2 separate regions of the Homo sapiens genome follow, and region 1 is linked to region 2. Evidence: read pairs that join two places in POLR2A ChIA-PET (ENCODE). Cell type or tissue: PC-9. All regions are shown on one strand. Region 1 holds the start of LOC102724593 (a long non-coding RNA gene). Region 2 has its middle 32 kb from the start of GPRIN2.

Region 1 (4,000 bases), 1.2 Mb after region 2:
AAATTTACAAAATTATATTACCATATAACAGTAATACATAATTCTAAATAAAAATAATCATGCTCACAGATAAAACCAAAAACTTTAAGAGCTTAATTTATTGAAAGGAAATGATTTAAATATCATGAGGGAAATAAAAGGAGACAAGAAGTAGTGGAACACTCTACTGTGCTCCTGCTGTTTGGGAAGATGTACTATACAGAGTTAATTCAACAATAAACAAAGTCCCTGAGGGATGGCCTATACAAGTTGACAAGTTGATGTAAAAATTAATTGAGGGAATTAAACAGAAATGTAAATATTCCAATAACCATCGAATTATACATTTTAAATGGATGAATCATATATGTGAATTATATCTCAATAAAACGATTATAAAAAAAGAATAAACAGGGATTTTTTTTTTTTTTTTTTGAGACAGAGTTTTGCTCTTGTTGCCCAGGCTGGAGTGCAATGGCACGATCTTGGCTCACCGCAACCTCCACCTCTCAGGTTCAAGCAATTCTTCTGCCTCAGCCTCCCGAGTAGCTGGGATTACAGGCATGCACCTCCATGCCTGGCTAATTTTGTATTTTTAATAGAGATGGGGTTTTTCCATGTTGGCCAGACTGGTCTCAGACTCCCAGGCTTAGGTGAGCCTCTCGCCTCGCTCTCCCAAAGTGCTGGGATTACAGGCGTGAGCCACTGCGCCTGGCCTAACAGGGAAATATTTTTCAAGTTAAAGCAAAAAAACAAGGTAAGCCAAGTAAAACTATATAAAAATATATGATTTTGGTGTTTACAGCGCATTGGGTAAAAAATCTTACTCAGAAACAGTATGTAAAATATTTCATTTTTAGAAAACTATACATTAAATCAATGGAGAGTGGCCAAAAAATTTTAACACTGTTTATCTCAAGGAGCTACAACTATGGTAAATATTTTCCTTAATAATGAAATGTGGAAACATTTCTGAGAACAGAAATAAGACAAAGATGTCCATTATCATCACTTGTATTCAATACTTTCCTGGTATTCCTAACAAGAGTAATAAGGCAAAAAAGTTGAAATAAAAATACTAAGATTGGACCTAAGATACAAAACTATGTATGTATATTAACAACTCAAAAGAATCCAGAGACAAGTTATTAGAATTAGTGAGTTTAGCATGACTGAATAAATGGTCAAAATAGGAAAACCAATTTTATTTCTGTATACCAGCAAGAGTTAGAAAATAAAACATTTTAAAACAATACCATTTATGGTAGCATAAAAATTCAAATGTCTGGGGAAAAATTTAATGAAAGATGTCCATGACACTTTAAATATTATTTAGAGAAATGAGAGAAGAGGTAAATAAACAGAAGTACATACCATGTGAACTGATTAGATGACCCAGTATTTTAAAGATGTCAATTCTCCCCTGAATTGACTTATAAACTCAATGCAACCCCGGGCGCAGTGGCTCACGCCTGTAATCCCAGCACTTTGGGAGGCTGAGGCGGGCAGATCATGAGGTCAGGAGATCGAGACCATCCTGGTTAACACGGTGAAACCCCGTCTCTACTAAAAAAAAAAAAAAAAAAAAAATACAAAAAATTAGCCGGGCGTGGTGGCGGGCGCCTGTAGTCCCAGCTACTCGGGAGGCTGAGGCAGGAGAATGGCGTGAACCCGGGAGGCGGAGCTTGTAGTGAGCCAAGATCAGGCCACTGCACTCCAGCCTGGGAGACAGAGCAAGACTCTGTCTCAAAAAAAAAAAAAAAAAAGAAATGGAAAAAGAAAAAAATCTCAATGCAATCCCAATCAAAATCACAACAGGCTTCATATATATATATATATATACATATATATATATACACACATATATATATACACATATATATATATATACACATATATATATATACATATATATATACATATATATATATACACATATATATATATACATATATATGTGTGTGTGTGTGTGTGTGTGTGTGTGAGAGAGAGAGAGAGAGAGAGAGAAGTTGCATGGTTAGGTGGTAAAAGCAGTGTTTGCCATAAAAATCAGGTCGTTGGTTATTTTGGTGGGGAGGGAGAGGTAGTGTTTGGAAGGGGACACAAGGGAAGGTTTTGGGACGCATGGTATACCGGTTGTCAATGTATGGCCTCGCACCTCCAAATCCATCCTTTAATACCTGCTCTGTGGGCACAGCCAGAATCCCCTTCCGCGGCTCCCCTCGCGGCAGGGAGGATGCTGAACAGTAGAGGGCGCTGGAGACACGCTGCGGGAGGCTGTCGCTCGGGTCCGGCTGCGGGCCACAGGCCGCGGATCGCGCTCTGCCAGCACCCCACGCCCGCAAGCGCGGCCCCTCCGCCACCTCGCGGCCCGGCCTGACCTGTTAATCACGTCCCCACGGCTCTCCTAGCGGGGACACCGCCGTCTGCAGGCTCCGTCCCCACAGTGCCCAGACCCCGGGAAGTTTGTCAGTCAGCACCCTGATGCCAGCCGATTCTCAAAAAGCCAGGAGCATCCAAGCAGATGATTTGCCAGACGGTACTGCAGCAATGGAGATGAACAGATAATTCACACAGAAAGAAGGACGGTAGGGAGAGACGTGCGGGGGGTAGGGAGGGCGGAAGGAAGGTCTAGGGGAAGGAGCGGAGGGGGAAGGGAGGAAGGAAGGCAGCAATGGAATGAAAGGAGAAGGGAGGAAGGACTCGTTGAATGCACAGCCTCCCCGGTGCTGCACCGGCAGGAGCGGCTCTCACAGGCATGGGGCCCCCAACAGACCCTACCAGGCTGCGGGAATGTTGCGGCCCTGCAGGGCGTCTCTGTCTTTTTTGAGGTGTCTCTGGTAATATGTGATAATGACAGTATTTTTAGACATTTGGAATCTGATTTAAATTCTAGCTCCATCACCTTCTAGCTGTGGGACCCTGAGAAACGGCACATCCTCCCGGATCCTCCCATCTCTCTTGTCCACACGTGGGGAAGGCTCCTGGTGGGGGGGGGGTTGGGGGGGAGGGGGGAAGAGGGGGGGCCTTGCAGATTTACCAAGCTGATGTACAAAGACCTACTACAGCGGTAAGGGCTAGCTCCTTTCTCCCACTCTGGCAGTCACTCCACTTTGAGAAACATACCTCTTGAAATAAAGCTACAAGTGGAGAGGGGCAGGTGATTTGGGCAAATAATTCCATACTAAATATTAGGACAAAACATCCTAGGCAAATATCACAATCCGGCGTCATAGTGGCATACTAAATTCAACCAAGAAATATAACCATGATGTTGAAAGAGCCAGGCTTATGGAATGTAAACAGCAAACTATTTTATTCTTGTTTTCTATTTACCAATTCAAACTTGCTCTGCAGGTCACTCCTCCCTGCCCCTGGGATAAAATCTAGGGCATGTTCTGTGACTTTCTGGATCACAAAATTCACATGATTTTTGGATCATTCTCAGTTGACCAAAAATGTGTCCTGTAACTTCTAGCTATAAAAATAGGCTCTGTTCAGCATTTAAAATGTCCAATCCCATGTAGGAGTCTAAACTTTCGATTTCATTTTAAGTTTAAGCTTCCTCTTGATTCCTCCCCCAAGCCTGGCCCAGGCTTGCATTTGGCTCCAGGCATTGGGCGGGTAGCAGTGTTTCCTCTCCATTTTTCACTTTCACTCTTCCCTCCCCAACTAGCTTGCAGGGATTTCTGATCACCTAGTAGAGTCTAGAGGCGTAAGGGAAGGAGGTCACCAAGGGGCAGGCCAGGCTTTATGTGAATAGTGCTGTTGTGAGCCAAGTACTTGAGTACTTCGAGGTCCCCTTCTACTGCAGACATCTTCCCTATGGTTCCTGTGACCCAGGTTTGTCTCAGAGTGGGGTTAGCACACGGTACCATCTCCATCCCCTTTAAAAGTATTTATTACATTTTTCTGGAAATGGAAGTCTGGGAATTATATTTCCCTGATAGTCTTATGAGCAGGATTCCAGGTTGATTCTGCCAAATGTGAGGCACTCAGATGAGACTAGAAAGCAGAAAGA
Region 2 (4,000 bases):
TATAGCACTCTCTCTCCTTGCCTCTCCTTGCCGATGGGCCACCAGAAATCTCTCTTCCCTTCTTCACCAAACACTGCTCCACCTAGACAGTGGTGCAGTTGCCAGAAGGCACATGTTGCCTAGCACAGAACCTCCCATTCTGTCCGTTTTATTGGCACTGTGGGCTCAAATGCTAATGAAACACATGGCAAGACCTCGAATTCAGTCCCCATTTGGTTGGTGAGGAAGAGGCCCTACTCACTGACTTTGCATTCATCACCTCTGACCCCATCACGACCTCTGAGACAGAGCCAAGAAGCCCATTTTATAGATGAAGAAACCAAGCCTGAGTGGGGTAAGCACTTGCCCAAGGTTACACAGCTGGCAAAGGGCAGTGAGGTCTGCCTAGACCTCACTTGCTCCTCCATGCCATGAAGCTCTCTTATTCACCTCTTTGTTAGCAAATGTCTTAAAAGCATTTGAAGTGCCTGAAATGTCAAAATCCAGCTGGCATCCCCATTAGGGAGGGCTCATCCACTGAGTGGACAGATTATGGTGACAGGTACCTGCCCCGGTCTTCCCACACACCCCAGCAAGGGGTCATATGTACTCTCTTCCACAGATTGCACCTCCCGAGTTTTCTCTCTCTCACACCTCCCTTCTCACCACCATACCCTTGACCCAGTAATTTCTCAGACCCTACATGTCTCCACCAGCCCACGTGCCCATTAGACTCAAGGAGAGGAAACGGCAGAGGTTCAACCTAGCAAGCCCAAGCTCTGGGTTTTCTGGCTTTCCCTGAGTGATTGTGGCAGGGGGTGGGTCACTGAAGGTTATCAGCATATCACTGGCTTGACCCTGGGTGGGAGGCAGGGAGGGCTTCCCGCTTTGAGGCGCCCCACCCCCACCCCTGTGAACAGGGTAATTATGGATAGACTGGGCTGAGTGATGGCCTGGGGTCTCGGGCATCTGCAGGCTGCCCCCAGGCTGAAGCATGCCTGCCAGTGGCTTTTAGGCCCATATGAGCTGGAGGGTCCTTCCTTCCTTCCCAGGCTCACAGAACCCCTGTGGGGCTGCTGTGAGTCCTGTGAGGCCACCCACTAAGCTGCCACCCCAGCCAGGCAGCCTTGGTAGGAACAGCCCAGACCAAAGGGAGATTGGAGCCAGGAAATTCCACGGTGGTGGGACTGGCCTGCTGTATGCACAGATTCAGGCTCTAGGAGGCCCTGGGAAGGGAAGGGCCCTGCCCACACCCACAGTCCCTCAGGGCACCCCCTGGCTAGGCTTGTGTTTCCCCCCTAAGAAGACCTTTACAGAGCCCAGGCTGGAGTCCTGGACGTGGGTGCAGGAAGGGAACTCAGAGCTTCCAGGCGGGGCTGGCAGCCACACCTCTGCTGCTCCTCTGCCAGGCCCTGGCATGGCAGAGCCAGCCTGGGCGGGGAACGGCAAGAGGAGCAGGAAGCAGAGAGAGGGTTTCTGTGGGGGTGTAACCGCCCAAGGGGTTCTCCTCACCTGCTGCCCAGATAGCCGATTTATCATGACAGGAGAATTGTAATAGAGAAAGACTAATTCATGCAGAGCCAGCTGTATGAGAGACCAGAGTTTTATGATTACTCAAATTTTTAAGTCTCCCTGAAAATTCTGAGACTCAGGTTTTTAAGGATAATTTGGTGGGTAGGGAGTCGGAAAGTGGGGAGTGCTGATTGGTGGAGTCAGAAATAAAATCATAGAGTGTCAAAGTGGGATTATTTTGCTGTCTTCATTCGGTTCCTGGGTGGCATCGCAGAACTGGTTGAGCCAGAGTACCGGTCTGGGTGCCTGCTGGTGCATTGGAACACAGGGTCTGCAAAATAGCTCTAGCATTAATCTGAGTTTTTACAACAGTGACGTTAGCCCCAGGAGCAGTTTGGGGAGGTTCCAAATCTTGCAGCCCCTGGCTGCGTGACTCCTAAACCGTAATTTCTAATATTGTGACTAATTTGTTAGTCCTTCAAAGGCAGACTGGTCCCCAGGCAAGAAGCCAAGAAGCGGGGTTGTTTCAGGAAAGGGCTCTTATCATTTTTGTTGCAAAGTAAAACTATAAACTAAATTTCTCCCAAAATTAGTTCTACCTACCCCCAGGAATGAACAAGGATCGCTTGGAGGTTAGAAGCAAGATGGAGTCCGTTAGGTCGGATCTCTTTCACTGCCATCATTTTCTCACTGTTATAATTTTTGCAAAGTCATTTTCAGGGGGAGGAGGAGTTTCAGTGCTGGGGCTTGGAATGGCCTGGCATCCTGCCCCAAGGAGCCCAGGAACCCACCTCGGGCTGCAATGGGATCAGAGCTGGTTCAGGGGTAAGGGTCATGTCCAGAACACCCTGGGACTGGCATGGAAAGCCCTGGAGGAATGGCAGCAAGGGCCATGCGTCAGAGGCCCATATCTGGCCACCCATTTTACTCAACATGGGGCCAGAGTCCTGAGGGCAGTGACTTGCTAAGACCACACAGAAAGAATGGGGGTGAGTGGGAGGAGTAGTGTCTTCCAGATTGAGCCTGCGGACCAGAGGCAGCCTGAGGGTGTGAAAGGGCCGTGGCCAAAGAGCACTAACCCTGCTCAAAGGTGGCCCTCTTTGGGCCGGGTCTCACCAGCAGCCAGTGAGCGCTGTGGTTTCCAAGCAAGCTATTCGGAGTGCAAGCCGTCTGAGGAGGCCCCACATCCAAACACAGACACAGGCATGAGCGCGTGTGTGCATTCACACACACACATGAGCACGCCCATGCACACCCCGCACCATGCACACACACATACACACATTTCAACCAGAAGAATTTCTCTTTTCTCTCTTCTGTATCAGATTTTGATGACTGAAGCCAATAAAATTGCTTTTTTAAAAAGGCAGTGGCCACAGAAGAATGGGCACCTTTGGGAGTCAGAAGCCACTGCAACTCCATGTCAGGGCACTTACAGCTCTAAGATTGCTGAGGTCAGGAAGTGGCGAGCCGGGTTCACATACCACACACATAACTCACACCCTCTATACTACACATACCCCACACACAAACACACATCACACACACAACCACACACAATACATACACCCCACACACACACATCACACACACAGCCACACATATCACACACAACCACACACATCACATACACATAATTGCACATGATACACACACCCCACACACAAACACACACATCGCACACACAACCACACATGCCACACACACAACCACACACATCGCATACACACAATCACACACAATACACATACCCCACATACAAACACACATATCACACAACCACACACCTCACACCACATACACACCACATACATCACATACCACACACACCACATATAACCATACACATCACATACATCACACAACTGCATACAACCACACACAATACACAACCACACATATCACATACATCACAGTCACATACACACAACCACACAAAATACACACACCCCCACACAAACACACAACCACACATATCACACAACCACACACACTACACACCACCCATACAACCACACACATCGCATACACACAACCACACAGACCACACACAACCACACACATCATACAACCACACACACAACCACACAACCACACACGACATGCACACCACACATATACCACACAAACCACACAGAACCATACACATCTTATTCATCACACATCAATCACACACTACACACAACCACACACACTACACACACCCTACACACAAATCCAAAACCACACACATCATAAAACCACACATACCACACACCACACAACCACACACATCACATACATACAACACACATATACCACACACACCACATACAACCACACACATCACATAATCGCATACAATAACACACTGCACACAACCATACACAATACACACACTCCACATACCTCACACACAAATTCACAACCACATACGTCACACACACAACCACACACACCACAACCACACACATCACATTCATCATACATCACACAATCACACACAACCACACACCACACACAGTGCACA

What was found. Peaks named below come from ENCODE experiments on the same cell type or tissue, not always from the same donor. Only the 100,000 strongest peaks of a DNase experiment are listed, where the experiment ranks them.
Region 1: POLR2A ChIA-PET joins it to region 2 with 7 read pairs; 1 of 35 experiments calls an interaction of 5 or more read pairs at or near these places.

Annotation. Positions count from the first base shown.
Region 1 is chr10:47,741,444-47,745,443 of GRCh38, forward strand. SYT15B (synaptotagmin 15B) reads right to left here. Exons shown (of 8, transcript NM_001370184.1): 8 at 3,274-4,000. It overlaps LOC102724593 (a long non-coding RNA gene), which reads left to right and starts at 2,256. Exons shown (of 2, transcript NR_134489.1): 1 at 2,256-2,567. It also overlaps a transcript of ANXA8 not described here. In PC-9, no CTCF peak of the experiment used is centred here; no DNase peak of the experiment used is centred here; H3K4me3 peaks cover 615 bases.
Region 2 is chr10:46,522,430-46,526,429 of GRCh38, forward strand. No RefSeq gene overlaps it. Among named protein-coding and RNA genes, the nearest start is that of GPRIN2, 32 kb to the right of the region's middle. RefSeq lists an enhancer at 1,959-2,555. In PC-9, a CTCF peak has its summit at 2,354; DNase peaks (open chromatin) are centred at 1,452, 1,892, 2,382 and 2,942; H3K4me3 peaks cover 1,802 bases; H3K27ac peaks cover 3,944 bases.